Regions from separate parts of the Mus musculus genome. Here region 2 is linked to region 1. The links are chromatin loops, found by intact Hi-C in ENCODE. Cell type or tissue: heart. All regions are shown on one strand. Each heading gives the region's core, and the rest is flanking DNA. Links, peaks and the distances in the headings are about the cores only.

Evidence for each region. Hi-C counts contacts between places; a loop is a spot of excess contacts. Peaks named below come from ENCODE experiments on the same cell type or tissue, not always from the same donor. Only the 100,000 strongest peaks of a DNase experiment are listed, where the experiment ranks them.
Region 2: it touches region 1 in a loop (8-fold over the local background); 6 of 42 quality-filtered maps call a loop at or near these places.

Annotation. Positions count from the first base shown.
Region 1 is chr4:125,953,411-125,968,754 of GRCm38, forward strand. No RefSeq gene overlaps it. Among named protein-coding and RNA genes, the nearest start is that of 2610028E06Rik, 39 kb to the left of the region's middle. In heart, for the core only: a CTCF peak has its summit at 9,543 (motif pointing left); a DNase peak (open chromatin) is centred at 9,541; H3K27me3 peaks cover 2,345 bases.
Region 2 is chr4:125,478,509-125,493,496 of GRCm38, forward strand. It overlaps Grik3 (glutamate receptor, ionotropic, kainate 3), which reads left to right and starts at 12,188. Exons shown (of 16, transcript NM_001081097.3): 1 at 12,188-12,437. The coding sequence starts at 12,323. In heart, for the core only: a CTCF peak has its summit at 8,255 (motif pointing right); no DNase peak of the experiment used is centred there; H3K4me3 peaks cover 2,573 bases; H3K27ac peaks cover 313 bases; H3K27me3 peaks cover 8,000 bases.

The DNA.
Region 1 (15,344 bases), core at 4,825-12,824:
ATGGAAACAAGACAGGAAGATTTGGGAGGCGGTGTGGACAGCGGTGCCCAGTGCCAGGCCTCTGAGAACCAGAAGGAGGTCAGCCAGGCCTCCTGCCTACCGCCTCCTCAAGGCCAAGGCTGAGCGCTCAGCCAAAGAAGCCAGGTCATTGTGGATTCAAGTCATTGACTGTGGATTGATCACCTTTGAAGACATTTTAATTAACCGTTAGGTCCCAGAATGGTTCCATTTTCCTTCCCCATCCTTTCCACTCTGCAGTCTCTGCCATCCTCAACAGGAACAAATGAGCAGCACAGGTCACAGCACAGGGACGGGTGCCCCTGGGTGGCAGGCAGGTGAGTGGAGCCCACAGACTTTGGATGGCCAATCTGGTGACCCAGGAGGTCTCTAAGGAGTCCCTCGCTATCAAAAGACTGAAGTCTGCTGACTAGCCCCAGTTCAGGAGCCAATCAGCTCCAGGAGTTTATGAAGGCTCCTGTTTGGAACGCCTCCATGTCTCACCTATAAGGTGGGAACAGCAGGCCAGCAGGATGGTTTAATGGATAAAAGCGATCAGCACGCAAGCCTAATGACCTGAGTTCGATTCCCAGAATCCATGTAAAACCCCAGATGCAGTGGCGAACATCTGACACCCCAGAGGTCCTAGCATGAGATGGGAAGTCTTAGCATGAGATAGCAGAATCAGCCAGTCTGGAAAACACAGTGCAGAGGAACCAAGAAGACAGGCCCTGCCCCCCAACACGGTGGAGGGCAAGAATCAACTCCTAAAGTTGTCCTCTGACCTCTGCATGCAGACCATGATGTGACTAATAATTCTTAAAGCTTAAAATAAGAATAGAAGAAAGTGTCAGTAAAACATGAGCTAGAATCCTTTCAAAAATATCAGCTAGGCATCGTGGCACATGTCTGTGATCCCAGTACTCAGGAGGTAGTGGCAGGAGGATTGACACCAGGAGTTTACCCGGACTGCTGTATGACCCTATTTCAATATGCATGCATGAGAGAGAAGGGGGGGAGGGGGGGAGGGAGAGGGGAGAGTGGAGAGGGAGAGGGAGAGGGAGAGGGAGAGGGAGAGGGAGAGGGAGAGGGAGAGGGAGAGGGAGAGGGAGAGGGAGAGACTGACTTGTAATGAGAATTTTGGGTTTTTTTGTTTTTTGGTTTTTGGGTTTTTTTTGGTTTTTCAAGACAGGGTTTCTCTGTATAGCCCTGGCTGTCCTGGAACTCACTCTGTAGTCCAGGCTGGCCTCGAACTCAGAAATCTGCCTGCCTCTGTCTCCCGAGTGCTGGGATTAAAGGTGTGCGCCACCACCGCCCAGCGAATTTTGGTTTCTTTAAAAGCCCAGTTATATGAACATGTTTTTATTTTAATCCCAGGTGTGGGTTTGGGGGCTGCTTCAGTTTATCCACAGCCACTGAGGGATGTGATTTTTGCCAGCAACAGAGAGGTCACGTTTGGAACTCTGGGACTCTCGAGATGGTATAAATCCAAAAGCCAAGAGAGTGCCTGTGGCCACTGCTGTTCCTCTTGCTGTCGCATTTGCTGTGGATGGATTGCCAGATATCCTGACTAGGAGGATTGGACTTGCCCCAGGGAACTCAATGCCCCTAATCAGCAGGAAATAGTCTAAAGAGGTCTATGCCTCCTTTCCCCTCTAACCTTCTTTCTTTCCTAGCTAGTATTGGGGTTGGAAGAGATCAGGGTGGAGTAAGGGTTGAAGGATGGTAAATGTAAGAATCCAATAAAATAGCCCAAAAAGTACACCTTTAATGAATGTGTGTGGGTGTGTATGTGTGTATGTGTGTGTATGTGTGTGTATGTGTGTGTGTGTATGTGTATGTGTGTATGTGTGTTTGTGTATGAATGTGTGTATGTGTGTATGTGTATGTGTGTGTATGTGTGTGTGTATATGTGTGTGTATGTGTGTGTGTATATGTGTGTGTACGTGTGTGTGTATGTGTGTATGTGTGTGTGTGTGTGTGTGTGTCTGTGTGTGTGTGTGTGTGTGGTTGGTTCCTCTAACCCCAAGAAGTTCCTTCTGATTCAACCTTCCATCACTTCCAAGAAATGGACCCATTTTCTCTAAGACCCCAAAGAGGGACAGGAGGTGGGGAGAGGCAGAGGTAGGCGCTCCAGCCTAAATCAGAACTTCTCCAATTGAATGATGTATCAGACACACACATGGGTGCTTTGTTGAAATACAGAGTTGGACCCAGCCGGTGTGGGCTGAGATCCTGGTGCTATCCAGTCCAAAGGCCATCCCTAGAATGTCAGGAGCTAATGTTTTAGCTCATTTAGCTGCCACAACACGCAATGAGACAGGTTCTCCTGCTGTCATCCTTGTTTGACAGCAGAAACCAAGGCTTAATGGAGATGGAATAATGTGACCAAAGCACTGGCTAAGTGGAAAAATCAGTACATGAAGCCAGGGTCTCTGGCTTGAGTCTGCCCCCCTCCCCTGGTGCTATACCATCTCCCAAGCATTTATTGAGAAGTCAGAGGCCTACGGGGGTGGGGATGGGGCAGAGAGGGGAGAGCACACAGCAATGTGCTCATGGCTGACACTTGGAGAATAGGCACTGTTGTGTCCAGGAGACAGGACAGGTGCTGGCTGGTTCAGGAAATTTCTCCTGCTTTAGTGGAAAAGCTCCAAGCAGATTTTCTGTGTAAGAGAAATAGTTAACCTTACTATTTAGCTAGAGAGTCAAGATGATGGGGCGGGGAGTGGGGGGAGGAGCCTGTCCTCAGCAGGAGCTGGGAGGACTTGCCTGAGACTCAGGAGTAAGGGATGACCTCACTGGTGCCATCAAAGATAACTGTAGGAAGGCTTGGCCAGATGTGATGGTGGGCTTGGTCAGATGTGGTGACACCCACCTGTAACCCCAGCTCTCAAGAGGACAAGATAGGGTTGTTGATCTGAGTTCTGGGCCAACCTGTCCACAAAACAAAACGGTGGTGGTTTGAATATGGTTGGCCCAGGGACTATTAGGAGATCTGGCCTTGTCGGAATGGTTGGAGGAAGTGTGTCATTGTGGGGGTGAGTTTTGAGATCCTCTTCCTAGCTGCCCATGAGACAGTCTTCTCCTGTTTGACTTTGGAACAAGATATTGAACTCTCAGCTCCTTTTCCAGCGCCATGCCTGCCTGGATGTGGCCATGCTTCCTGCCATGATGATAGCAGACTGAACCTCTGAACCTGTAAGCCAGCCCCAATTAAATGTTGTCCTTTGTAAGAGTTGCCTTGGTCATGGTGTTACTTCACAGCAATGGAAACCCTAAGACAAAAAAAAAATAAAAATAAAAAAATTAATAAATGTGGGAAGCAGATGGAGTAGCGCTTGCCTATATTCTCAGCACTCTGGGGGTTGAAGCAGAAGGATCAGGAATTCAATGCTATGCTCAGCTATATAAGCAAGTTCAAGGATAGCCCATACTACATAAGACCCTATCTCTCTCACACACACACAAACACAAACAAACACACACACACACACACGCACGTGTGCGCTTGTAAAATAACTAAATGTAAGAATGGTCATGCCTGTTCTTCAGCTCTCTTGCTCCCTCAAGGTCCCAGGAGCTTACAGGCCAAAGAGAAAAGGGACAGCCACCTACACATGGGGCATCATGTCCTTCCAAGCAGGCATCAGGGGTGATGAGGCACAGAAGCCACCGTGATGTTCAATTCAAATCTGCCATGTCTCCAAAGGAGTTGCAACAGTCATGGGCTAAGCAGGACCAGGGCCTTCCATCACCAAAGGAGGGGCTCTTCTGATGCTGGAGTGGCCACAGATGAGCCCCCAGGGACTCCTCTGCCTCCAAGAACAAAACCACAAAACTCCAGAATTTCTTCAGGGGCCCCTCGCACTCACTGGCCCCTGCGTACCCTAGCCCCCTGCTAAGGCGGCTGTTCCCAGGCCACTGGGCTGCACGCCCACACTGCCTGCAGCCGCCCGCCCAGGAGCATTAATTGAAAATTAATCCGCTCACTACGTGCCGACGTGCAAATCAAAGCTAAGTGTCTCAATTAGGAAGAGAAATGCAGTCGGGACTCTTCCTGGGCATCGGCTTATTTATGGGGATAATATCGTTTTTAATGAGGGAAGCTACTAAACTGCACAACAAATGCAACATTTAATAGAAAAATATTACAGCATTCCATCAGCAGAAGGAAGCCAGGAGGGTGAGTTCCAGGGACACACAGTTCCCCCATGGCGTAGGCAACAATGGAGGAATGTGTATGGGCACACAAGCCCTGAGAAGCATGCATCTCAGGGCTTGTGTGTACATGTGTGTGCATGAGTGTGCATGTGTGTACATGTGTCGTCCTTGCTTGGAAATGGGAGCTGTGGGTGTAGCTGGAGGAAAATCAAATTTGCCTGAGTTTGGGTTGTAAAAGAAGAATTTGCCAGGGCTGGGGAGGTAGCCCAGTCAGTAAGCGTGAAGGGTCCTGAGTTTGGGTCCCCAGAACCCATGTAATAAAAACCAGCTGTGGCCATGTAAATCTGTAGTCCCAGATCAGGGTGGATGGAGACAGGTGGATTCCTGGGCTCCCTAGCTAGCTAACCTAGCCAACTTGTGACCCTATCTTTAAAAATAAACTGGAAAACTTTTGAGGAAGACACCTGTGGTCAACCTCTGGCCTATGCACGCAGTCACGCATGGATGAACGCATTAAAGACACCACACAGCACACACAGACACACAGACACATACGAAAGATGGCTTCCCCTCTGCCACTTGCAGAGGCCTGAGTAAGCCACATAAGGCCACAGGTACTTGCCAGTTCCAAGAGGAACCTGGTTTGTTTAGTCCCTAGGGAACTGCAGATCTCCTACTCCATGTCCATGGAGAGCCCTCTGGACCTTCTTTGGCATATAAAGACAGATTGTCCCAGCCACATATCACTGGCACCTGAAGGCTTGCAAGACCTATGGGCCTCGGTCCACTGCCCTGAGCTGGTACTGGTCTCACCTTGGTCTCAGGCTCAAGGACCAGGATTTATATTTGCAAGACAAGTCTATAGTCTCCCACCCACCGCCTCCTCCATTTGGGCAGAGTCCCATGGCTTATGCTCTTGTCTCTTTGCAGTGGAAACATGACTGTGATACAGCTCTCAATGCAGGCCAGCCTCATCTTGGCACAGCAGAAGATGCTACAGTCCTCTATGGGACACCCACACAGCACCCTCCTCCAGAGGTCTGCTGGTCCCCACTCACTCTCCCTCACTGCTCCCCAGGGAAGTTTTTGGCTACCCCATCCTCCTCTGCTCTTGCCAAGGCCCAGGGGCCTAACAGAATGATGTTCAAAGTGAGAGCAGGTGAGATGTGGGTGCTTCATGTCCCCGCATCCAGCAGAGCATGGCCAAAGAGGCTCAGTCAGGAGGGTAGAGACATCTGCGTCCGCCACCCGGTTCCACCCTGCAAACCCTCGCATGAAGGTTTTCATCAACATTCCTCAAAAGAAGAAACTGATACTCAGAAAGACTTCAACCTTTGCCCAAGGCTTCCCAGCAGAGGAACTAAACTACCAGAGGCTCTGGGCCTCTTAGGACCAAGGCCTGGGTATTCCCATCTCTGAGGAACTTGGAGGCTCTAAGTCAGGGGCCCCATGTGTAAGCCTGCGCTGCCTCTCGTGACCTGGGTGACATTGAATTTGTTATATATTGATGTCTATGTGAATCATCAATAAAATGGGGCAGGGGCCAGCACCTACTCTAGGGGTTTCCTCAGAGCTGATACCCGTCAGGCACCTAGAACTGAGCCAGGGCATGAAAAATGTTCTGTATGCTTTGAGATATTAGTATTATTGGTCCATCCTACCCGCAAGCCATTATCTCCCTTGTGAGGCTTCCAAAACCATCCATCAGCCTGTGAGGAGCCCCATGGCAAGGCCTTCCCTACCCCAAATGCCCAGCACAAGGGGCTATTGTGTTCCCTAACACCAACAGTGTATTCCCACAGACTGTCGTCAGCCACCGAGCCGAATGGGTCTCTCTCATGCGCCTCTCTAAGTGTCCGTTATACTTAAATTCTGAAATAATAAAGTAATAGCAAAAGCTGAGTAGAGAAGAGGGGCCAGTGGAGGATGTCATTGTCCCCGTTAGATTCCTGCCTGCCTCCTTCGTGTGACCTACACAGATCGGGGACAAGGATGAAGCTTGATATTCCCTCCCGTGACATTCCTCAGAACCTAGTAAAATGTCTGGGCCTGCTAAGTGATTTATTACTGCTGGGGGGAGGAGGAGGGAGGGAGAGAGGGAGGGGTACCCTAAGGCTGAACAGGAAGTGGGGAGGGCAAGCCAGCAGGCTGTGCGATGCAATCCTACCTATACTATTAGGCTGCCAAGGGGTCAGCTGCTCCTGCCCGGAGACCTGAGCTCCCAGGAGTAGCAACACTGCCCCCCCCCCGCCGCCCCCCCCCCCAGATCCAGAACGACCAGCCAGCCACCTGCTCCCTCTCAGCCCTCAGGTCCCTCTAGACTGAAGACATTTGAAAGTTAACTTCCCACAAAAGTCACTCTCCAAGATTAATATTTATTTCTTATGAAATTTAAATTTTTCAGTGTAATTAAATTTTTATTCGTCCTGAGTTATAGATAAAAAATATTTATAACTTTCCCTTTCACACCACTGAAGATGAGGGTTGGATGAAGCCAATTACCGGGACTTCCTCCCGGTGCCTGCTCTGAGGTCAGGGCTGGAGGAGTCAGAGGAGCCTTGAGGAATTAAAACCTGGCATCTGTCACCTCAGGCCCAGAGCCAAGGCACTTCTTGCATGGAGACATAGGGCCATGGGTAAAAGAGGGGCTCCAGAACCACACCCCAGATAAGCAAGATGGCCTCTAGCAAGACACATCTACTTCTTGTGGCTCTAGAAAGAGAGAAGTCCAAGGTCAAGGTGACAATGGAGTCCAGTGTCTGCTGAGGTTCACCATAGAGGCTCCATGACAATCCAAAGTCCTGCCCTGTAGATCCACAAAGAGGGGGCTTGGTATCCTCCCATGGCTGGAAAATCCACTCTGTTCATTAAGCCTGAGCTTGGCCCCTTCCTTATTGAAGGGGCTGCCAAATCCCTTTTTGGTCACATGCTCTAGCATGGACTGGGAGATCAGCACCCACAGCCAATCTCCACCACACACACCACAACATGGCCTCAGACCATCCTACAAGCATGCTGCCACCTAGAAGGCCATTTAGGGTCCTGGTGACTCTTGGTCACTCAGCAGGCATCCCTAAACAGTGGCGTGCATGCGAGTTTCAACAGGGCTAACACCAATTAAAGAATCAGGTTCTTGTCATACCATTCTCAGCTCTCCTCTGATGGACCAAAGGGTCTTGGGGCCCGGGCTAGACGAGGGATGGAACTCACCTCTCTGGTGTGGCCCCACCTCCCAGAATAGGAACAGCTCTTCCTCCCTCCTAACAGTGCCAGGGAGCTGCAGATCCTGCTCTCTAATTAGACCTGTCGCCAGCCGGAATCACTCCCAGGCTGGGCTGGGGAGGTCATTAGCTGGAGATGGATAAGTGCTAAGCCAGCCCCACTCTGGAGATTTACAAGGCACGGGCGAGGGAGGATTTATAAGGTTTGTTAAATTTCTAATTGAGTTTAGAGTGCTATGCCACAGTCCCGGTGACCAAGCTGCACAGGCGAGAATTAAAACAAGTGCCCCTATCCCTCACACTGTAAGAGGACTGTGGCCTCTGCCTCACCTGGCTGCACAGACAGAGGCTGCCCAAAGATGGTGTGGTCCAGCAGGCAACCCCAAACCTGCCCCTCAACAAGTTCTGTCAGTTCCTAGGCCTGACCACAGTCTGCAGGGTCTGCCTGGGCAGACTGGCTTGATTTCTTAGATTTGTTGTTTGTTCATTGGGGGTCAGAGTGTAGGTGGGGGTATGTCCGTGTTGGTGCAGTAACATAGGGTTACATGTGCCTGTGACTGTATGAGGTAATGGTTCACCTCTGATCAGCTGAGGTAGCAGCCGCCCTGCAGGGGGTTTTGATGTTGTAGTTTGGAGGGGGAAGTGTATTTGTTCTGGTGTGTGTGTGTGTGTGTGTGTGTGTGTGTGTGTGTGTGGTGTGTGTGTGTGTGTGTGTGTGTGTGTGTGTGTGTTGAGATGGCACCCTCTCATTGGTTGATGTGAGGCTGGTCAGTTAAGCTAAGCCGCTGGCCAGTGAACCCCAGGGATCCCCATGTCTCCACCTCCCTGGTGCTGAGATTTAAAAAGCTTGCCAAAGCACCTGGCTTTTTACTCGGTGTCTGGGGCTCAAACTCTGGTCCTCGTGGCTGTATACAATTTGCCCACTGAGGCATCTCCCCAGCCTCTCACTCATCGTTTCCAATAGTCAATATAGGCGTGTAATTCATAATTCACACAAAAGCGTACCCAGAGAAAAATCTCTCTTCCCCCTGTGACTCTTAGCCACCACCCTGTCCCCCTCACTGGCAAACAAAACAAAACAGCAGCAACAACAACAACAAAAACCCAGAGTTTAAGCAGGAGGAACTAAAGTTCCACTTAGGTGTCTGAGGATGGGGGTGACAAGCAGCCCACCGCCCTATCACTCCCTCGCTCAGAAGTGCCCACATGGCTTCTCCCACTGCCAAGTGCAATACAGAGCCTTTCTGGAAACACGCTGGCCATGGGCCTTCCTTCTAATAACTGACAGCATTAGCCATCAGAAACCAGGAACACGGCTGACTTCAGAGGGGTTAAAAATGCTCTAGAACAGTGGTTCTCAACCTCCCTAACGCTGCAACCTTTCAATAGCTCCTGGTATTATGGTAACCCCCAACAAAATTGTTTTCATTGCTACTTCATAACGGCAATTCTTCTGCTGTTGTGAATAAATGTGAAATCTGAATAAATGTGAAAGGGTCTTTAGAAGGTCACGATTATAAATATCTGTGAAAGGGTCTTTAGAGCCCCAGGGGTCGTGACCCCTAGATTGAGAACCATTTCTAGAGGACGCAAAACAAGCGGGTGGTTGGATGGAGTCGGGTATCGACACTTAAGACTTCTCTGGGAGGGAGCACCTGACCTGCCGCCTGAATTGCCAACTGTATGAAGAACGGCAGGGACAGTGTTGTTGGAGGGAACAGCAAAGCAAAGGCTCTGGGGCTGCAGTTGGGTAAAAGAGCATAACTGGAAAGAGACCGGTTCCGAGGCCATGGGCACACTCAGAACAGGAGGTTCATTGGGACCAAACACACCCACAGCTGAGATGTGACCTTGGGTGAAGGGTTTTCCTGGGTCTAAGAGGACCCAGCTCTAGAACACTAGGAATGTCCTTATCTTGTCCAAGGTAAGGTTTGGAGTCTAGCACACAGAAGAAGTCATGGAACATTTAGAACAGTCCTCACCCTAATGGACCCGCACTTTCCTTTATGTGGGAAAACAACGGTGGGAAATCCCCCCAGGGCTGTCTCTAAGTGGGGAACCATGGAAAAGGAGCAACAGGAATTGAAACCTGTACCACCTGCATCCGACAGCTTCGGAAAGCCCCGATCCATAGTGTGGGCATCGGGCGCCCTCTGGTGGTGACAGTGCCAATCCAAAGCCTAGAGCTATCAATCATCCTTGTATCCAGACCTGGCCCTCTCCAGCATTATAAATGGGCAGAATGGACAGTACCCACTAAGGATGCCACCTGAGGGGTCACATGTCTGGTTCAGGGTCACACAAGAAGTGGATTTACCTAATGCCCAAAAATATCTATTCATATGTTTGCTCTGTTTCATTAAGCACCTACTGTATACCAACATTGTTCTAGAAACAAGCAACCCAACCCTAACCAAGTCTCTGCCCTCGAGGAAGTCCCCCTCTACTAACGGCAGAGCCTAGACAGTGGTTAATGGCTTCAGTCCCTCCATGGGCTCATATTTAGACCATTTGGTCCCCAGATGGAGGTACTATTATTCCGGAGGATTCTGTATACTTGGAAACTGGACCAAGCTGAAGTAGGTCATAGGAAGCAGGTCTTTGAAGATATCTTGTCCTTGGTCCTTTTGTGCCTCCTGCTCTAACTGTAAGTGTACAGAGTTCCCTATCAGGCATCCTCCAGAGAACCGGGCAGCATGTGTGTTCAGTAAAATGGCCAAGGCCAGGACATAACCACCCAAAAGAAAGGGGACAGTGTGAGCCATCATTTCCATCCCAGAATCACCCCTGCTTACTGCAACTAGAAAGCCTAATTCACACGCTATGGGCAGATCGCCTGGAGTCCTGCCTGAACAGCAAGAAATAAAAGGTCCTAAATGCCCATCTCTGGCCTCACCTAACAAGTCTTAGAAGTACAACCTAAAAGAACAACAAACAGATGAGACAATTATTACATAAATAACCAGGTAATCAATAATTATATTAAATGTAAATGACCCAACACCCACAGTTAAAAAGGCAGAGACAGTCAGGTGGGTTTTTAAAATAAAAATAGAAACACAAGACTTGAGATGAGGTTTACCAGTTATGAGTACTTTCTGCTCTTGCAGAGGACCAAGAATTGGTTCTCAGTACCCACATGGCTGCCCATGACCAGGTATAACTCCAGTTCCAGGGTACTGGACACTCTAATTGGATCTCAGAAGGCCCCTTCATGCACAGATGCATATAATAAACTCCGGCTGGCACACCCAAATATTCAAAATAAAAGTAAATAAATCTTTTTTTTTAAAGCAAGTCTCAACTACCTGTTGTTTCAAAAGAAATACTAAGCTATGCATGGTGGTGCTTACTCTTAATCCTAGCACTCAAGAGACAGAGGGGGAGGTTCTCTGTTGGTTTGAGGCCAGACTGGTCTACATAGCTAGTTCCAGGACAGCTGAGACTAAACAGAACCTGTCTCAAAAAATAAGTATATTAAATATAAAGATAAAGTAGGTTAAGAATAGAGGAATGTGAAGGATGTGGCAGCTCACACCTTTAATCCCAGCACTTCGGAGACAGAGGTAAGTGAGTTCAAAACCAACCTGGTCTACATAGAGAGCACAGGCCAGCCAGGGCTGCAGAGTAAGATCCTGGGCTCAAAAAAAAAAAACTTAAGAATAGAAGAATGTAAAAAGGCATATCTTCCTACCACTAAGTAAGCAAAAACTGAGCCAGGTATGAGCTTGGGTCGTGGAAGCGGGAGACTCTAAAGTTCAAGGTCAGCCTGAGAGACATGAGACCCTGTCTCAAAAAACAACTTTTTAATGAAAAGAGAAGCCTGAGTAACTACATTGACAACAGACAAAATATATTTCAGATCATACCAATATTGCTGATCATAATGACCATGGGCCAATTAATCAGGAAAACACAGCAATTCAAACTGCTTATGCATCTCATCACGAGTTTCAAAATACATGATGCAAAAAATAGAATAGCAACAACAACAACAAAAAAACCAGACAGATCCACAATTATAGCTGGCAATCTCAATATCCATCGCTCAATAACTGATAAAACAGGCAGGCAGAAAAATCACTAAAGAGTCAGAAGATTTAAGCAACACTATAAACAGCATGCTCTAATTGATGTTTTCAGAACACACCATTCAACATCAGAATGCATATTCTTTTCAAGTATGCATGGGAAATTTTAAAGGATCATGGGCTAGGAAGATGGTTTTGTCTGCAAAGTGCTTGCTGCATGAACATGAGGACCTGAGTTCAAATCCCTGGCACCTACATCAAAAGCCAAGCTGGGTAGTTCCCAACTATAATCTCAGCTGTTGGTGAATGGAAACAGGGGGATTCCTCGGCTTTAGTGGCCAGCCAATCTAGTCAAGTCAGTGAGCTTTAGGTTCAGTGCCAGACCCTGTAAGGAGGAAAGATGGCCTGGTAGGCAAAGCACTTGCAATGCAAGGCTGATGACCTGAGTTCCCCAGAACCCAGGTTAAAAACCAGACACAGTGGTGCATGCAGGTACAATTCTGCACACCCTATGAGGAGATAAGGGCAGAGACGGGAGAATCCGTGCAAGCTCCAAGGCCAGCCAGCCTGACATAGGCAGCAGGCAACAAGAGAGGTCATGTTCCAAAGTAGAAGGCAAGGATCAACAGACAAGGTTGTCCTCTGACATGGGTATATGCTGTATGACATGTGTGTGCCTACTCACAGAGAGAGACAGACACACAGAGAGACAGAGGGAGAGAGAGAGGCAGAGACAGAGAGAGACAGAGAATACCTTTAATAACCTGTAAGTCAGTAACTGAAAGGAGAAACCACAAAGTATTTTGAGGAGAATGAAAACTAGGAAACGAGGCTGGATCAATGCCTTAGCCACAAGACACCTCTTGATCCTGCAGAGGACCTGAGTTTGGGTCTCAGCCACTCACATCATAGCTCACAACTGACGGCAATTCCAGCTCCACGGGACCTATGATAGCTAAGCTTCGTCGTCTGCTACACCTGGAATCAACTAAACCCAAACTGCGGGGCACTCTAGAATGAGATTTTCTTAATCAGATTATTTGCAGAAAGAAGACCCACCCTAAATCTGCGTCACATCTCCTGGTGGCGGCCTTCGCGAAAGGACATGGGAGAAGGATGCGTCGCTTCCTGTCTGCTGCCCCCACTCTCACTGCCAAGTTTGTGTATCTTGTTGCTGTGGCTGGCGGGAAATCCAATTTCTTCAGGATTTCAGTGCACACTGAAGACCAGAAGCTCTCCAGGATTCCTCCCAGTCTCCAGCATGAGAAGGACTGCTGGGATACCCAGCCTCCTGGACAGAGCTAATACTGGATTCTCCGTCTTTCCATCATTGAGACACTCGTCGTTGGACAACCTTAAGTCAGTCTAATAAACCTCCTCTCAGTTAATATTTATGTTCATCCTATCGGTTGTTTCTTAAATTTGGTTCCCAGACTCCGAGACCACGCCCATCCAATACTCTAACAAGGCCACACCTCCTAACCCTTCCGTCTCCTTCAAACCGCCACACTTATGTGTGTGCAAGGTCAGAACCTTGAATGAAAGCACCTGAGACCCTCTCCTGGCCTTCAGAGGCACCACCACACATGGCCACATACACACACAGCAACACCCACGCATATACTTAACTTGAAAAACAAACCTTTTGTTTTGTTTGATTTTATGCATATGAGTGTTTTGCCTGCATGTATATATGTATACCACATGCTTGCCTGGTGTCTAAGGCAGTCAGAAGAAGGAATCAATTCCTTAAAAATGAGTTACAGACCGTTGTGAGCTGCCATATGGGTGCTAGGAATTGAACCCAGGTCCTCTGGAAGTAGCAGCAGGTACTCTTAACCACTGAGCCATCTCTCCAGCCCCCTTGTGGTTTTTTTTTTTTTTTTTTCTTGTAGCTCCTGGCTGTCCTGGAACTTGCTCTGTAGACCAGGCTGACCTCAAACTCACAGAAATCCAACTGCTTCTGCCTCCGGAGTGCTGGGATTAAAGGTGTGCACTACCATGCCAGGCTCAGAAAAATAAGTCTTTTTTTTTTTTTTTTTTTTTTTTTTTTTTTTGGTTTTTTGGTTTTTCGAGACAGGGTTTCTCTGTGTAGCCCTGGCTGTCCTGGAACTCACTCTGTAGACCAGGCTGGCCTCGAACTCAGAAATCCGCCGGCCTCTACCTCCCGAGTGCTGGGATTAAAGGCGTGTGCCACCACCGCCTGGCAAATAAGTCTTAAAAAAAGAAAGAAACCGCATTTAATTGGAGGCTGGTTTCACAGTTTCAGAAAGTTAGTCCGTCATCATCATGGTGGGGAACATGGTTGCGCTGAATGGACAGATGGATGAACAGACAGATGGACAGACAGACAGACTGGGCTGGCCTGGGCTTTTGAAACTTCAAAGCCCATTCTCTGTAATAATACCTCCTCTAAGACCACACCCCCTCCAATACTCCAACAAGACCACACCTCTTAATCTTTCCCAACCTTTGACTAGCTAAGCATTCAAATCTATGAGCCTATGGTGGCCAGTCTCATTCAAACCACCACGCATGCGCATGCTTGAGGTCAGAGGACAACTCTGAGGAGTCAGTTCTCTCCTTCCACCTTGGATGGCAGAATCTCTCTATTCTGCCCTTCACACTCCCGGCCGGCTAGCCGGCCCACCAGCTTCCAGGCCATTTTTCCTGCTCTCGCCTCCCATCTTACATTCTGCTCTTAAGGAGGAACTCAAGTTCAGTTCCCAGTATCCACATCAGGCAGCTCATGACTGCCTAGAACTCTGGTTCCAGGGAATCTGCTGCCTTCTGGATCGCACAGGGCCCAGCACTCACGAGCACAGACCCATACACAAACACACATACACACAGACATAATTAAAAAATAACTTTCAAAAAGAGCACTGGGGTTATAGAGTACTACATCCAACTTTACATGTGGATTCCAGGGACTCAAACCCAGGTCAGTAGAGGAAGCAGGAAGCACCTTTACCCACTGAGCCAATCCCCTGCCAAGAGTCCACAGACACTCAAGAAGAGTATCTATTTAGCCAGCTGAATCTGAGGTAACAACAACCTTCTCAAAAGATAACTCCAGAATCAGATGGCTTCCCTGGGGACTTTTAGCAAACACATAAGCAAAGTGTGCGATTGTGAAATCTATATTAGATTAGGCCTCGGATCCCATTTTCTGGCCCACGGTTCCTAAAGCATTTTGAACCTCTGGAATAACAAGTCTTTTTGTGTACTGTCTTAGTTCATTGGGATGGCTATAACAAAATACCTTAGACTGGGTAATTTATACATGAAAGAATTATATTTTGTGAAATTCTGGAGGCAGGCAGATTGGATGTCTGGAAGGGCTCCAGGGATGGTGGCTCGTGGCTATGCATCTTCATGTGACTGGAGGAACAGAAGGGACCAGGCAGCGCTGTCTGCTTCCTGTATACGGGTACTAACCTCAGGGGTGAGGGCAGAGCCCTCATGCTTATCACTGCCCTGGATGCCCCGCCTTTTAATACCATGTCTTAAGCTGTAGATCTCAACAGATGAACTGGAGTGGGGGTGGGGATCCCAGCATTTGGGCCATAACATATGCTGAGACGGCTGGCAGCTGATGACCCTACATAACTTCAGGAAGGAGGAAAGGCTGGCCTCTCTCCCCCACAGGAAAAAAAAACAAGATATGGCCTTCATCCTTGTCTCCCCAGAAAAAAATAGAGGGACTGAAAGTAAGAATTCAGTACAGAATGTCCAGCGATTTCCACAGTCACACCAGGGTAAGGGAGATTCCATTAAAACCTGAAGGGCAGGGTCTTGGGTGTTCTGGATTGCTGAACTCAGGGCAATGTCTGGAGGGGGACACTCCTAGGGAGGGTATGAAAGTCCCATGCTCCTTCCCCACAGTCATACCTGTCCCGACCTATCTGACTGTGTAACATACCTGAACAAC
Region 2 (14,988 bases), core at 6,989-14,988, 470 kb before region 1:
TGCTCCTGGAGCTGGGTGGGAGTGTGGGTGGGGGTGTCACTCTCCGCAGGTCATTAGTGTTGTCTGTCAGTATCAGAGGTCCTGATGAGAAGTGATCTCTGCCTGTCGGTCACTGCCTGCCTCTCACACCCTGATCAGGACATTTGGGGGTTCTCCATAGAGGATGGGGCCTAATGATACTTTCTGGCAGGACAAAGACTTACCCTAGAGTTCTTGGCCGGCCAGGACAAGTGAAGAGCTGACCTGAGTCCCCATGCTGTGCCACTATGGAGGACTTGTGTCATGGACACGAGTGGAGCGGGATGAGGCAGAAAAGGCTCACCGGCAGCAAGCAAGAGGCTGGACCTGTTTCTGAAGGTAGAAAGACACTAGGAAGGAATAAGCAGGTGTAAAAGCAATGTTTCTGGCTGGAAAGACCCCAGAGAGCAGATACTTCTGGGACCATCTATGACTAGAATCCATCTACAGAGAAGCTGGCCCCTTCTCGCTTCCTACGACCTACTGATGACTTCTGTCCTACCACAAGGCAGGATGCTACCAACACTCATCCTCTCTGCAATGACTTTCAGTCTTTCTCCCCTGGGCACCCCTCCTCCAACATCTAATTAAAGGGAAGAAAGTAATTAAGGAAGGGCATGTAACATTCCCTGTAATGCTAATCCTAGTAACGCCCCCGGCCCATCCCTCACCCCCCCCCCAATCCATCAATATGGCACGCGGAACAACTCAGCCCAACACGGCAGCGTTGTTTATTGCTTACGAAGCTAGAAAGCACTTGAATTAACCTCCCGCATAAGTGAAGTTAGGAAAGATCCCAACGTCTTTAAGCAGAAAGAAGATGGGAGCCTGACAGACTCCTTTTAGGGAAGAGGCCTCATTCACACATTTGCACCGATTTTTTTTTTTTTTTTTTTTTTTTTTTTTTTTTTTTACCAAGTGTTCACTGTGGGCCAGATCATGTGATCACACTCAGGAGATGAAGAGATAAATTGGTGTTGGGTCTGCTATGGCTGGAAATGTGATCCTCTGACATTTGAAAAATGGCAGCTCAAGCCCTGGGGTGGAGAGGGCCTGGAGGGTCAGAACTGATACAACTGAAAATTCCTATAGTGGAGCTCAGATGAGATGGCTGTGTAGCCTGCAGCATAGTGCCCCTGCTCCTGGCTGGACCGTGGTTCTTCACCAATCCTACCCTATAGTCCAGCCACTGTGGGGGCTGTGGACACTGTGCGGTCACTGCCCTTGATCTGGAGATCATGGTCAAAGTGGGGAGCCAGACAGTGTAGCAGCAAGTTGTTCATTGTGGTATAAGGAAATCCACTCCTTAATTGAGATGCCAGCAAAGCACAAGGGAAAGGCGGGGACTGACTTTGTCTGGGGAACTTAAAGAAAGGATCACAAAAACGTTGACATTGAAGCTGGATTTTGAAACATCAATGGCAAGTCCCAGTGGAGGGAAAGGGTATGGGAAAATCTAGGTAGGAGGAAAAAGCGTGTGCAAAGGCCCAAAGGCATGAAAGGGTAGAAGTGGAGGGGGGGGGGAGCAGTGGACACAGCGCCCGTGGAAGATGCAGCCTGCGGACACTGGTGCATCTAGAGGTTAGGCAGTAAGAGCTGGCTTCCTGGGTTAAGAACCTGGCTGACCACTCCTTAACGAGGTCTCCATCATCCATCAAGTGAGAATCTCCATAGGGACCACTCAGAGCAGAATTTCGAGGATTTAAGAACTAATTTATGCCAAATGCCTTGAACTGTGCTTAACATGAAGCAAGCACTCGGTGACTATAAATACCATTTATCTTTTGAGGGAGTGGGAGGTGTTTCTCTATGTAGCTCAAGCTGGCTCTGAACTCAAGATCCTCCTGCCTCAGACTCCCGGGTCCTAGGATTACACTAATCTGCTCATTACTTGTTTTTCTTGCTTCCCACCCTGAGAATCTTCTCTGGGAGCCATTTGATGGTTAGGAGCAAAATGCCCCCCCACCCCGTATTTCTCAACAAGCAGCCCAGAGACTACCAATCTCCAAAGACCCAAGTATCCCCCTCCGAAAATGCTGAGTCAAAATCTCCAGATTAAGGACAGGGGTGGGTGGGTTCTAAGGTATATTGAAAGAAGTGACGAAAGTGCTCGAACCCTGAATTGTAGGGTTAGCTGCTCAACGCTGTACAATTACCAGAAATCACTGAGTAGGACTCATCGAACAGAGGGTGTTTGTATTAGGTAAACGACAACTAAATGAACACACACACACACACACTTCTGTCAGAGTCTCTGTTCCTGACTCTGACTTCAGGGCTCACGAATGCAGTGTGCCTGTAGTCAGGGACACAAGAGTAAAGTTTGCTCAGTGCTCACCTGACGTATTTATCCAGTAGTACCTGGAGGAGTAGGAGCGGATCACTCATCTCTCTTTCCATTTTAGAAAAGCTCCTTCAACAGGCCTTTCCTGCGCTGATCTTGATCAAGGATTCCATTGGTGTTTGCTAGGGGCCTTTTCAGCTCCCATAGCATCAGCTTGGGAGTGCTTGGTCTGATGTATGGAAGCTCTATTGCCAGGCCTTGCTCATCAGGTGTCCTGAGAGTTCCCGAAGGACAGGGATCCAGAGCTGTGCACAGAGTAGGTGGCCACAGAACACACACTAGGGGTCCTACCAGTGTATTGTCTGGTAGGGGCATGGATGGTGCTACTGAAGCTTCATGGGACCCCAGGTGTCTTCCTAAGAGAAGATGCTGAGCCTGGCTTCCGGCTCCTGCTATCTGCAGCAGCCACTCTCAGCAGGAGCATCTCCCCTTCCTTCTTCACCCACACCCATGTTTCCCTTGCTGGGCACTGAGATCTGCTTATGGGGGAAAGAGGCCTTACCTTTGACATCCAAGCCTTTGACTTTGTTTCATCTGCTCTTCCCCCAAGACGCCAGCGGAAACCCCCCTCTGTCTTCCTCCCACCTGGCCTGTGCTTCAGGGGCTCCTGCTTTGCATATGAGGCCCTGGCTTGTCAGAGCTCTCATTTGTCCCTGGCACATAATCTCTTTATCCTCTCCTCTGACCCCAGAAACTTTGGCTGCATCCCTCTGTCTTTGCCTGTGCATCTTGGCTTGCTCACGCTGATCTCTTGAAAACCCACTTGTGACTCTACAGCCTTCCTGTATCCCCTCAGCCTGCCTGAAGAGTGGATTTCCAGGGATGTTTGGGATACGATAATGAATGGGCGGGAGGGGGGAAGCAGCTGGGCAGGTCTGGGAAGTAGATTCTACTGTGATTGCTATTAAAGTGCTCTCCCTTGGAGGATCTGGAAACCCGCTTCTATTTTTGCTCTATGGCGAGTGTGCAGATGTGGGCATTACCCCAAGCTTCCCAACATGAGCTTCAGGATTCTTTCTCCTCCATACCTCTGTTTTTTGGTGCCTGCCTCTGGTCACAAGAATAAGCATCAGCAAACCCCTTAGCCAAGGCCTCTTGGCTCCCTGAGACAGTTGCCTGGAGGCTTTCTCAGGGACAGCCAGCAGAAGGGTAATATACAGAAACCATCCCACGCCTCCTGGGTGTTCCTCTCCTTCCTGAGGCAGGGCCAAGTCGCCTGACTCATGGCTGACCTCCTGTCCCTCAGCCCCGTGGGTCAGAGTTCCTTGGATGCCTGAAGGATGAAGATGCCTGTTCTTTGTCCTCTAATCTGGTCCCCACTTGTCCCCAAGTTCTGTGTGTGCTGTGGCTTAGAAGGGATGCGTGTGCACATCCGAGAGGAAAGAGATTTGGCTGGCTGAGTCTACATAATGAAAGGAAGCCAAATCAGAGAAATGAGCCTGGTACCCAACCCAACCAAACCCAGGTGGACGGTGGAGCCTGGGATTAACTGATTGGCAGAGCTCTCTTCTTTGTCACCTCATCCTCCTGCTGCCTCAGAGATAACGGAGCTGAGCCTGGCTCCAGCAGCCCAACCTCTCCATCAAGGTCTCAGCCTTGCGGCCCCCCCCCCCAGGCTCCTCTTTGCTGCTTCCGTTTCTTCTGCCCCTAGAAATACTGGGGTACCTCACACCAAGCAGCCGGACCTTGGAATGGCCAGTTTGGCATCTTCCAGGGCCCCCACCCAAGGGACAGGGACCTCTTCTCTTTCTGAATAGCTCTTCTGAAGTGTCCTTTCACCACAGAGGTACAGCAGCTTCCCTCGGGAGGTCAGGGACACAGGAAAAGACACAGGAAAAGGCTAACAGTATCCAAGCAAGTAGGACTGAGGGCTCCATATGGAGGGAGCCTGAGGGATGCCAAAAGGTGGAAGGTGGTAAGGTGAAAGGTGGTAAGCCGGTGTGGTTACATTTACCTTTAATTCTCGTGTTCAGGAGGAAGCGGCAGAACAACCTCTATGAGTTTGAGGCCAGACTGGTCTCCATTCTGAGGCTCCTGGCTAACCAAAGCTACATAGTGAGATTCTGCCTTTTAAAACCCCCCACAAAGCTCCCCAAAGTAGCAGCTGGGAGGCAAGCCTGAGTGAGAGTGCATTTGTGCGTGCTTGTGTGTGTGTGTGTGTGTGTGTGTGTATTCTGTATATATTTATATGTAAAATGTATGTGTAGTTTGTGAGTATATAGTTATAATATGTGTATAGTGTGTATGCTGTATGTATTTAAGTGTGGTTTGTAAATATGTATGCATGTGGTATGTGTAGTATATGTATGTTTTGCGTGTGGTGTATATGGGGTCTTTGTATGTATTATGTATGTTTGTATGTCTGTTGTATGCACTCACATACATGTCAGAACATACATAAGAATATTGTGCATGCTACGAAGGGTTAGAGAAGAGCCATGAGCCCAACTCTGGAATCAGACACGTGCAAGCAGGCAGGACAGTTGATTGCCAAATGCCACTCGCCTTCATAGAGTGCCAGACAAGGTCCCTAAGCACACTGTACCTATCAACTCCCTTAATCCTCCCAACAGCTCTGCAGGGCAGATCATAATCTCCTAGGAGGGGACAGGGCTCATTTGCAGCCAGGCGATCTGGTTTTACAGTTTGTGGTTCCTTTCATTCTAGTTGGATGGTAGAACTTTGTATCGTGTGTGTGTGTGTGTGTGTGTGTGTGTGTGTGTGTCTGTCTGTGTGTGTGTGTGTCTGTGTGTGTGTGTCTGTGTGTGTGTGTCTGTGTGTGGTGTGTGTGTGTGTGTGTGTGTGTGTGTGTGTGTTTTGCAGTAGCAGGGGCATGCATCTGCACCTATGAATTGTGCAGGGCAAAGCACAGCTCTGGGGACAGATTCTCTCATTTCTCTCATGAAACTAGAAAAATCCATTCCTTTGAAAGAAATCTTGAGGACTTTTCTTCCACCCTTTTGTTCCCCGAGTGAGGCTTTCCTCTCTCCAGACTGTCTCTACCTTTGGTGGTTCTACAGGGCTCTCTGGCCTCCTAGCAACAAACAAACAAAAACCAAGGCACATCTGCATGCAGGGGTTCTTGTGTGTGGAGTGGGCATATTTCCCATCATCTGCTGTGGCTGAAATTTTGGCTGCCTTCAGCCCTGTTCTGGGCACAAACCCCAAGTGCTTTCTCCATCATTTGCCCATCGCTGGAAATATCTTCTTTCTCTGAAGCAAGGTGGGACAGGGGATGGGTATATCACTGGGGATGTGCTATCCATGACTTGGGGGTGGGGTTATGCCTGCACCCTGGTGCCCATTCCTTGCTGTCCTGCAGTGGGATGACAGCATCATCTCCCCCAGCCCTGCTGCCCCAGCCTCCTCCCAACTCTTCCTTCTAAGTGTCCAGGGCACGTGCTTCTTTCTCTCTGCTGACAGTCTGGCTGCTTGCCACCTTGCCTGTCTTTCGGGCAGAGAAGCGCAATACCTGTGTGCCAGCGAGGCACAGGTGTGCGTGTGCCACTCACACAGTGGCCCACCTGCTGGAATCTTGGCGGAAGGCGGCCTTGGGATGGGATCCACGGGAGAGACAGGCTGTGGCATAATTAAGAGGGAGCAAAAACAAAACAAAACAATGTTTTCCTTCCTCTCTCTTTTTCTACCACTTGCCCTAATTATTTTCCCACTTTTAAATTCTACATCAACTTTAATTAAGCTGGCCTCGGGCAGGGAAGTCTGGCAAACTTGGAGAAGTTCACTTGTTTATTTTCTTATCACTCAGCGATTGGATTTCCCCAGCACACTGGGTATCTTTCTCTCTAAGGAGGGGTGGTGGCAGCCCCCTGCCTATGGAGGGGGCCGGATGACAGGTGCGCCTGAGAACTGGTTCTGCAGCCTCCTCGGGAGACTTCCCTACCCAAATCTATTGTTGGCCAACTTATGCTTTAGATCTGCCCCCTGGCCCCTCTGGGTTTGCTTCCCCCCCCCCCCCCAAGAGAGTCTAAGATATGAGAGGGACTGAATCGTTAAGCAGCTGAAACAGCACTGGACTTGAGGGCTAGAAATGTGAGTTGGAAACTCTGTTTCATTACTTATAGTTATTAGGGGGAAGGGCACATCATTCATTCACTACTTCATTCATTTGCTCATTCATTCACATACATGTGGACACATTCTTCTCTGCCTTCTTCCTGGCGCCAGTGTGGGGATGGCCAGCTTCCACTCTCCACCAGCATGGGGGATGGCCAGCTTCCACTCTCCCCTGCAAGTTCCTTAGCTCCTCTGGACCCGTTTCTTCATCCCTGTACACTTGGGTTATTTCAAGGACAAGAGAAGAGGGCTGCAACTGGAAGCTAGTGTGACTCCTGGCTCTGTGTGGTGGCACTACGTGACCTCCAGAGTGTCCCATCCATCATCAGGCACAGATGCTGGGTCTTTCAGGGCCTTCTTCATCTTTGTGAGGAGGACAGATGCTAGACCATTCCTGGGGCCAGAGATGAGGGCCGAATCCTGAAGGTTGCTGAATATCATGGTACAGTGGGAGGTAGGAGGAGCAGCAGCTCTAAAGGATGCGTCGTGGAGAGCTCAGCACATTCCTGGAGTGTCCTGGGTTGGCATAAGTGATTGGAGGGCATCTGAGGCTCAGCCCCAATTGGCTGGGGTAAGCAGCAGGCAGGTGTTTTTGCTGGGTCTTCTGGGGAGGTGTGTGAGGGTGAAGGAGTGCGTGGCTAGGAGGCAGAACAAAGGACTAGTGACTGAGCGAGTGGACAGATGAATGACAAAGGAGCAGATGACTGTGCGAATGTATGAATGAAGGAACTGGTGAACGCAAGAGTGAGAGAATGAATAAAGAAGCAAGTGAGGGCTCCAGTGAACAAACAAACACACAAAAGCCTCCTGTAAGTGGATGCCTAAGTGGATCAATGGGGGGACTGGATGAATTAATTAGAGATTGACCGTATGAATGGGTGAGGGGAGAATTTGGTAAGGGATTGAAAAGAACAAATGAATCAATGAGTGAGTAGCTGTCTAAGGGGCTAAAGATGAATGGGTGATCTAATGAGTGAGTGAATGAATGAATGATCGCATAAGTAAATTAGGGACTCTGGGTAATTGTTGGAGTCAGCCAGCTAGCGTGACTGTGGTCCCCATTACTGGAGTCATGGGAAGCCAGGGGAGGAGCCTCATCTCACAGCAGTGGGTTGGCTCTCCACCTTACCCATTAGCAGCTGTTCCACTGTGTGCACATACAGTAAGAATCTCCATGTATGAGTATCCGTGCATCAGCTACTGTCCCCAACCACTGAAGAGCAGACGTCAGTAAAAATAACCTATCTCCGGTGGCTTGTCTACCTGTCTTCCCTCACCGCGGAGAAATAACTCGCAGCCTCAGGTTAAGCTGACAATAAACACAAGAATTGACTTCAGTGGGAATGAACTTGCTTGGCTCCTGACAAAAATCTAAGGTGATGTCCCTTTCCCTGGCTCGCCGATTGCTTGGGTGGCTGTTGACCTATGCTGTTCTCTTCATTCTTGGGACACGGGGAAGGGATAAAGTCCCCAGACTGATGTGCCTGTCTCTAAGGCTATAGGTCACCTCTTGACTTTTGTGGTAAGTGTGTGTTTGGCCGTTGAGAGGGTCCAGGGAAATAGAGTGGGGTCTGGAGATGGAGACCTCCAGGTTGAGCAGTCTCTCTCTTTTTCTTTCTCTCTTGTTCTCACCACAGCATCAGAAGAGTGGGTTGCAAATTACAACCCCAGTAGGCCATTTTCTGAGTCACAGAGGGAAGGGTCCAGAGCGCACCCCCCCCCCCCCGGCCCCCGCAGGCCGGGCTACAGTGTCCAGACCATCAGCACCTGCCTGCAAAGGAGTTGACAATAAGCAGGCTTCAGCAGAGGGCACTCAAGTCCTAGGAATCTCCACTCAGGAACTGCGCGCTCTGCTCAGTGGCTTCCCCGGGAAGCGGAGTCATGAATCTCAGTAACTCGAGCCCAGGGCCTCATCACTCACAGTGATTGTGGAGGGACTGAGAGCCGAGTGGATCAGTCTAAACAAAACACGCACACGGGGGACACATCCAGAGGAGCTAGCTTGGCCACCCATGGGGGCTCCCCTCCTTAACCACAGACGTAGGGATTGGAGGAAGGGACTGGGGGCTTGGGGGCCCTGAAGGTATTGCCCCCTTCTTCCAAGCCTTATCCACACCCCCACCTGTGAGCCAGTGGGAGGCATGAATCTAGCTGGCAGCGGCTTGGGCCAGCTCAGCCGTTTTAGGGGATGTTAATGAAATTCGGGAGCACTTGTCCTTTCAGACAGCGGCCCCTTTTATTTGGGAATGAAAAGCTGCATTAGTCTGAATGAGGTTTGGAGGCCTCATAAATCCAGTGCTGGCTGCCTCATGGGGGAGCGGGGAGCTGAGGCCTGGCTGGTGGGTAGGCTTGTTTACCAACAATTCCAAAAGCCAGGATTGGCGGCTCCCAATCTCCAGAGAGGGGGATTGAGATCTTGCCAATCCGGCTATCTGCTGGCTTTGGGGTGGCCTGAGAGGACTGCAGATTTGGGGGAGGGGTGGGGGCTGAGCTCTCCAGTTTACTCTGGTTAAGGACACCCCACCCCATCCCTCTCTGCTTTCTGCCCCGCCTCAGGCAGCCAGAGGCTACAGGGGTTTCTGCAGGGGGCCAAGAGGCTCTTGATAGAGCTGTTTCCGCTCAGCCCAGGTGGTGTTGGACACCACAGGGCAATACTGTCAACTCAACAGCCTGCTGGGTCTATGTGGGAACCCAGCCTGGCAAACAGTAGCGCCTAATAAATATTAGTGAAAGGAAGGAAGGAAGGAAGGGAGGGAGGGAGGAAAGGAAGGGAGAGAGGGAAGGAGGAAAGAAGCTAGCTGTGTATGTCTTTGGACTTTTTAAGCTTAGGTTCGTCATCTGTAAAGTGGAAAAATAACAAAAGACTGTCACAGTGTGTCATGGGGAGGATCAGATGGAGTGACAGACAAGGTTGTGAGTACCTTTCCTGGAACGCAGAAAATGTATGGTAATCAGGAGAGTCCTGGCTGTCATTGAGGCTGGTGTGTGTGTGTGTGTGTGTGTGTGTGTGTGGTGTGTAGCGCATCCCACCCGTCCCCCATGGCGGAAAGGGATGCTGCTGCTGTTCATGTGGAAATGCCCTAGCATCACACACAACTTGGGTCAAGAGCAAATGTCAGGTCCTGAACTGGGGATAGCAACTTCTACCCAGATCTACCCCAGCGTTCCAAGAGGGGCTCTCAACCCTGCCTGAGCCATATACAATCACTGCAGCCAGGAGGCTGTGCCCACTGCAACTTAAAGGGAGCCAGAGACCAGCCTCCATCCTTGGTTACGGAGACACACTGCTTAGGGATGCAGTTGGCTGGGGTGCCTGCTTCCTGGGGGTGCTGGTGAGGGGACTTTGAGGACAGAGCCATACTCTCACCTTTGGGGGAGTTTAGATCTTCTTCATCCATGTACGACTGTGATACCACCTCAGCTAGCTTTTAGGGAGACTGCCCCCACCCTTCAGGGCTCCTTCCTCCAGCTGGCCTCAGAAGTGTTCTTCCCTCTAGCCACACCTCTACCTTTCTGCTTCTTCCATTTCCTGCTAAGCCACATGTCCTCTGTACCCAGTCCACTCACATGCCACCTTTAGAGTTAGTCAGCCTTAGGCACTGGTAGCTGCTCTCTTCTCAGCTCTTTCCCTGTCACTGTCAGGGCATAGGATTATCTTCCTTCAAAAACACAGCCAGGTCCTTTCCCTTCCGGGAACCAATCGAACAAGCTGTGGAATCTGAGGGTCAGGCAATGCGCTGCCAGGGTGTGTCTCCGGTGAAGAGGCTCTCAACTATGTCCCATGGATCCTCTGCTCCCCTCTTCTGCATGCCTCCTTGCTAGGTCCTTGTGGGCCTATCCTGTAAGATCCCATGGAGAGGGGGCAACTGCGGATCCTGACGCTGCCGATCTGTGTGTCTTTGCTTCTTTGGGCAAATTCAGAGGCCCGATTGGGGAACTAGCCATTCTGGCTCCAGGGAAGGCCCAAGCATGGCCTATTCAGAGACCTCTGCATAACAGCTGATCACCTAGGATGTCCCGGAACTCGTACACACGCCTCTCTTTTATTGGGCAGAGCCCAGGAACCCTTTGCTCCCAAGGCCACTGGTGCAAGTTCAGATGGGAAGAAGTCCCTTCCTAATTGCTAATTGGCTACACTGCCTTATTCACAACTCCACACAATGCCTGGAAGCCCTGCGCCACATAGGGCGGGAAAGAAAAGACGGCAAAATTAACAGGCCTGTTTGGAGCGCAACGCATTATCTATTTGTAGGAAAATTAAAGATTTGCTCTTCAGATGTAGGGGGCCATGCTCTTACCAGGCAGCTGGCAAATGGGAGAGATTGGAAATGATTGAATAGATCAAATTATTTAAATGAGAAAAATAAATTCGCACACAGCCTAGCCGCTGCCCGGTGACAGATCCGTTTATTTATCTACTGTATCGGTACCGCTTTGTCTCTGTCAAAAAGGTCATTAAACTCGCCTAGCTGCGTAATTCGCAGCCTCCTGCTCCTGCCTCGCTTCACAGCCCTTCTCTTCCCTCAGCACCCAGCGCCACTTGAAAAAAAATTTATTATTGGTAATAAACAACATTTCTTTTTAACCCTTTCGGCTTCCCCCCCTGTGTATCCTACTCTGTCCCATGAACAATACAGTTTCTCTGTATTGTTTCTCAGGAGGAATCCGGGAGGGGGCTCCAGTTCCTCCCGCATAGTTGCGGAAGAGGACTGAGAACCCAGCGGGCTCCAACTCCAGCGGCCCTCGAAAACGAAGGCTTTTGCGAATTTTCTCAGTAGTCCTCCTACTGATGGTGCGTGGTCAAGTCCTACCTTCCACGCAGAGGGTCTGGCCTGGTGTCTCCCTCACGGTTAGTTTCTGAAGCTCCGCATTCCCTAGTTCAGCTCCTACGGTTCTCTGATTTCTACTCCCAACCCCACTCCCTAAACCTCCAAGCCCTGGGCCAGCCCTGCTTTCCCAAGGGCTAGAGATCAAGAGTGAAAAACAGCTCCAGGTCAGTCTCCTGCCGCCGCCGTCCAGCCAGCGTCGGCCGCGTGGGAGCTGAAAGGCGAGGCTCCGCAGACGGCAGGCTCCGGGTCTCGCGGCTCTCGGCGGGCGCGTCTCTTCCAGCTGGTCGGGCCGCTGGGTTGCCGCCGTCTCCCAGCTCCTGGTGCCAGCTCCGCCGCTTTACGCTTGGCTCCCCGGCTCAGTGCCTTGCCCTGGGGGCGGCAGGGCAGATGGGGACGCCTCAGCTGCGGAGGATAGTCTCCATCCTCCGGGTGTCCCCCCTCCCAAATCCTGTCCAGGGTCCCTTTCCCCGCCCCCTGCGCAGGTGTGAGCGCGCAAGTGTGCACCCGGGCGAGTGTGAGTGGGAAGCGTGTGTGCGCGGGGGAGTACGCGGAGGGAGCGCGGGCGGCGGGCGGCGCGGGAGGCGGGAGGCAGGGCGCGGGGGAGGGGGCTGGGAGGGAGTGTGTGCGCGCGTGCAACTCCACTCCGGGGCTTTGTGCGAGCCCGGGCGATAGCATCAGCGGCGGCTGGAGGAGGAGCGGCCGGAGACGCGTGCAAGCCCGCCCGGCAGCCGGGGCAGGTGGGAAGCCCGCGCGGGAGCCGAGCCGACGCGAGCCGGAGACGCCGCAGCCGAGTCCGAGCGGAGCCCGGGCGGAGCCCAGGAGCCTTCGCTCGCGGGCGGCCCGTGGGCGGCAGCCGAGGCGGGGCGGGCGCCGGCGGGGCGGCCCCCCAGTAAGATGTGCGCAGCGCCGCGGGGCGCCCCCCACTCGCAGAGGCGCTCCGGAGCCGGGCGGCTGGGCCAGGCGGCGCCTCGGGGGCTGCTGCGCGCCCGCGCCTAGAGCTGCCGCCCCAGGGAGCCCGCCACGGCCGCGCCCCGGGCACGCTCCGTGGCGCCCAACGATGACCGCTCCCTGGCGGCGCCTCCGGAGTCTGGTTTGGGAATACTGGGCCGGGTTCCTAGTGTGCGCCTTCTGGATCCCAGACTCGCGCGGGATGCCCCACGTCATCCGGATCGGTAAGGGCTCCCCTAGAGCCGGGGGTCTCTGCGCGCTCGGGTGGGGACGGGAATTGGGGGATAGTGGTGCTCTGAACGTGATCCGAAAGATTGTCCCAACCTCCCTCTAGGCTGCAGGGTTCGGGTGTCTGCTGGGAGCTCTTAGAGGGGGAGGACAAAGTTCCAAAGCCCGGGTCGCGGGGCCTTACGGGGAAGAGGCAACCGGGCCGCGGTGGCTAGGGAACCTGGATACGCTCCGGGGTAGGCGACGCGGTGGAGTGTGGCGAAGGTTCTAGCCCTAAGCCAGCGCCTCGGGGGAATTTCGCCGCGACTGCTGGCAAGGATGGCCGCAGACCTAGTTCTGGGACTGGCTTCTGCGCAGAGTGGGAGCCCTGGGGAAGGCGCCAACTTCTCTCCCCCCCACGGGCACCTCGCTGGAGCAAGGGGTACAGGGGATGGATTCGCCGGATTAGGATGGCGGATTTCCTTGCCCCTAGTTGGCCGAGGCTCGGGGCAGGAGAGGGTCAGTCCCCTGCTTGTCGCTAGAGCAGGTCCCCCAGGCCCAGGCCTCTTTCGATGAGGAGTAACCGAGACTGGGAAAAGGAAGCGCAGGAGGCAACCCTGCGCAGCCGGGGACGAGGGTTGCGAGTGGCTTTTAAAGTTAGCCGAAATCCCTCCGCAGCTGGCGGCGGCTGGCAGTCTGCGCGCGGCTTTTTGGGGCTCTGGCTTCTCGGCTTCTCTCACCGCTGCAGATTTCTTACTCTGGGCTTTAACTTTGTTGTGGCCGCCGGAGGCACCCTGCGTGGCAGCGCTCAGGGCTGGGCGGGAGCCCACGCGAGTCTTTAGCCCACTCACTTCTCGGGGCTGAGCTAAGCTGGGCTACCCAGGAGCCATCGTTACCGTGGGCGGCCCGCACCAGGCCGGAGACCTGGGCAGCTCGGGCTCGCGAGACACCAACATCTGGTGCGCAGCCTACCGAGCTCTACCGAGACAAGGCAACCTTCCTCCTCCTCCTCCAGGACTCTCTTCAAGGGGCTGCCTTTGCTTCTGCAAGAGCGGACTTTATGTGGCCGGCAGTGCGACGAGGATGCAGGAAACTCGGGCCAGGCTTGGTTTATGGGTACTTGAGGTTTCTCCTAGGAGGCAGTCCTCTCGTTCACTCTACCCGGAGCCACGTCCACTTGAACTCAGCTTCAGAACGGGAACAGAGAACGATCCTCAGATCTGCAGATGTTGAGGTCTTCCAGTGCCTACAGTCCGATTCCGGACCAGGATGGGCAGGCACAACACCCTGAGGCTCCTAGGGAAGGGAGGGGGGGGGATCTGGGGACAGACCTCACAGTCAAGTTTAACCCTTTGAAGTCCAGGTGTCTGGGCTGCCACGAATGTTTCCTGTCTATTACTGCCCCAGAACTGGCTTGGCCACCATTCTAGCTAATCGTTTAGTAGTGGGCCACCGCTTTTTTCATTTTTATTATTTCCTCTCTCAGTCCTTGTGGTTTTGGGGGACCTTCATGGTAGAGTGTCCTTGAGATAGAGAGGGGACCTCGAAGGGTGCTGTGTTTCCCCCACCCCCACGCTTTGCAGGCCTGTCTTCCTTGGTCTTTCCCCTCCAGAGGGTGGGGTGGGTGTGTTTCCAGCCCAGTTTCAGGAATGGAAATCTTTAGAAGCCTAGAGAGACAGGAACAGGTTAACCACAGCCTCAGAGATATGGGCTGCAAATGGGCAGGGTAACTAGACCTCACCTGCTCTTGCCACTGGGACAGTATATAGAGGTCTGCTCATTGCCCGGAGAAAGAACACATTCCAAACCCGTCCCTTTCGTGAGTCACAGTGTAATAGCGCAATTAGGGACGGCAGAGCCCCCTCTCTTCTAATCTTCTTCATATTAAGCCCTAGGATTAATTAGCGTGTCGGCCCAGACCATTTATATCCAAGAGCCCTGCCCTATTTGACTCCCAGCCCGAGGACTGGGGTGCTGTACTGATGCCAAACGTGACTACTGGAGCAGGGCCAGCTTTGGGTGGAGGATGGGAAGGATTTGAGGCCTCTGGGCTTCTTTGGAGCTGCCTGTCCTTCTAGAGCTTGAAGTTGAACCTCAGCTGGAGGTAGAGCACCAGGAATAGGGAAGCAGAGTGAGGAGGAGGAAGAGGAGGAGGAAGAGGAGGAGGAGGAGGAGGAGGAGGGGAGAGGAGGGGAGGGAAGACATGCTGCAACCCAAAGATACTACTGCCTTGGCTAGGCTGGATGCAGTCTCTCTATCCCCATCTCTGGGATCTGAGGCCTCTCTCTTGGCTGGGGCTGCAGGGATCGAGGCCCTGGAAACTGAGCTTCTCTGAAGCATGCTGGGTGCTTCTGCTGGAGCGGCTGGAGCTTGGAGCCCGAATCCCTCCTCCAGCAGCCAGGCGTCGTCGCTGAGCACAGGACCAGAGAGGGTTTACCTGCAGGTGCAAGATGGGCTCTCTGGCCTGGGGAGGGTGTTCCCCGCCCCTTCTCTTTGTGCCTCTTTTGGGGGCTGAAATTCCCTCCTAGACAAGGAGATGGATCGCTCAGCAGTGTGACAGAGTGTTCA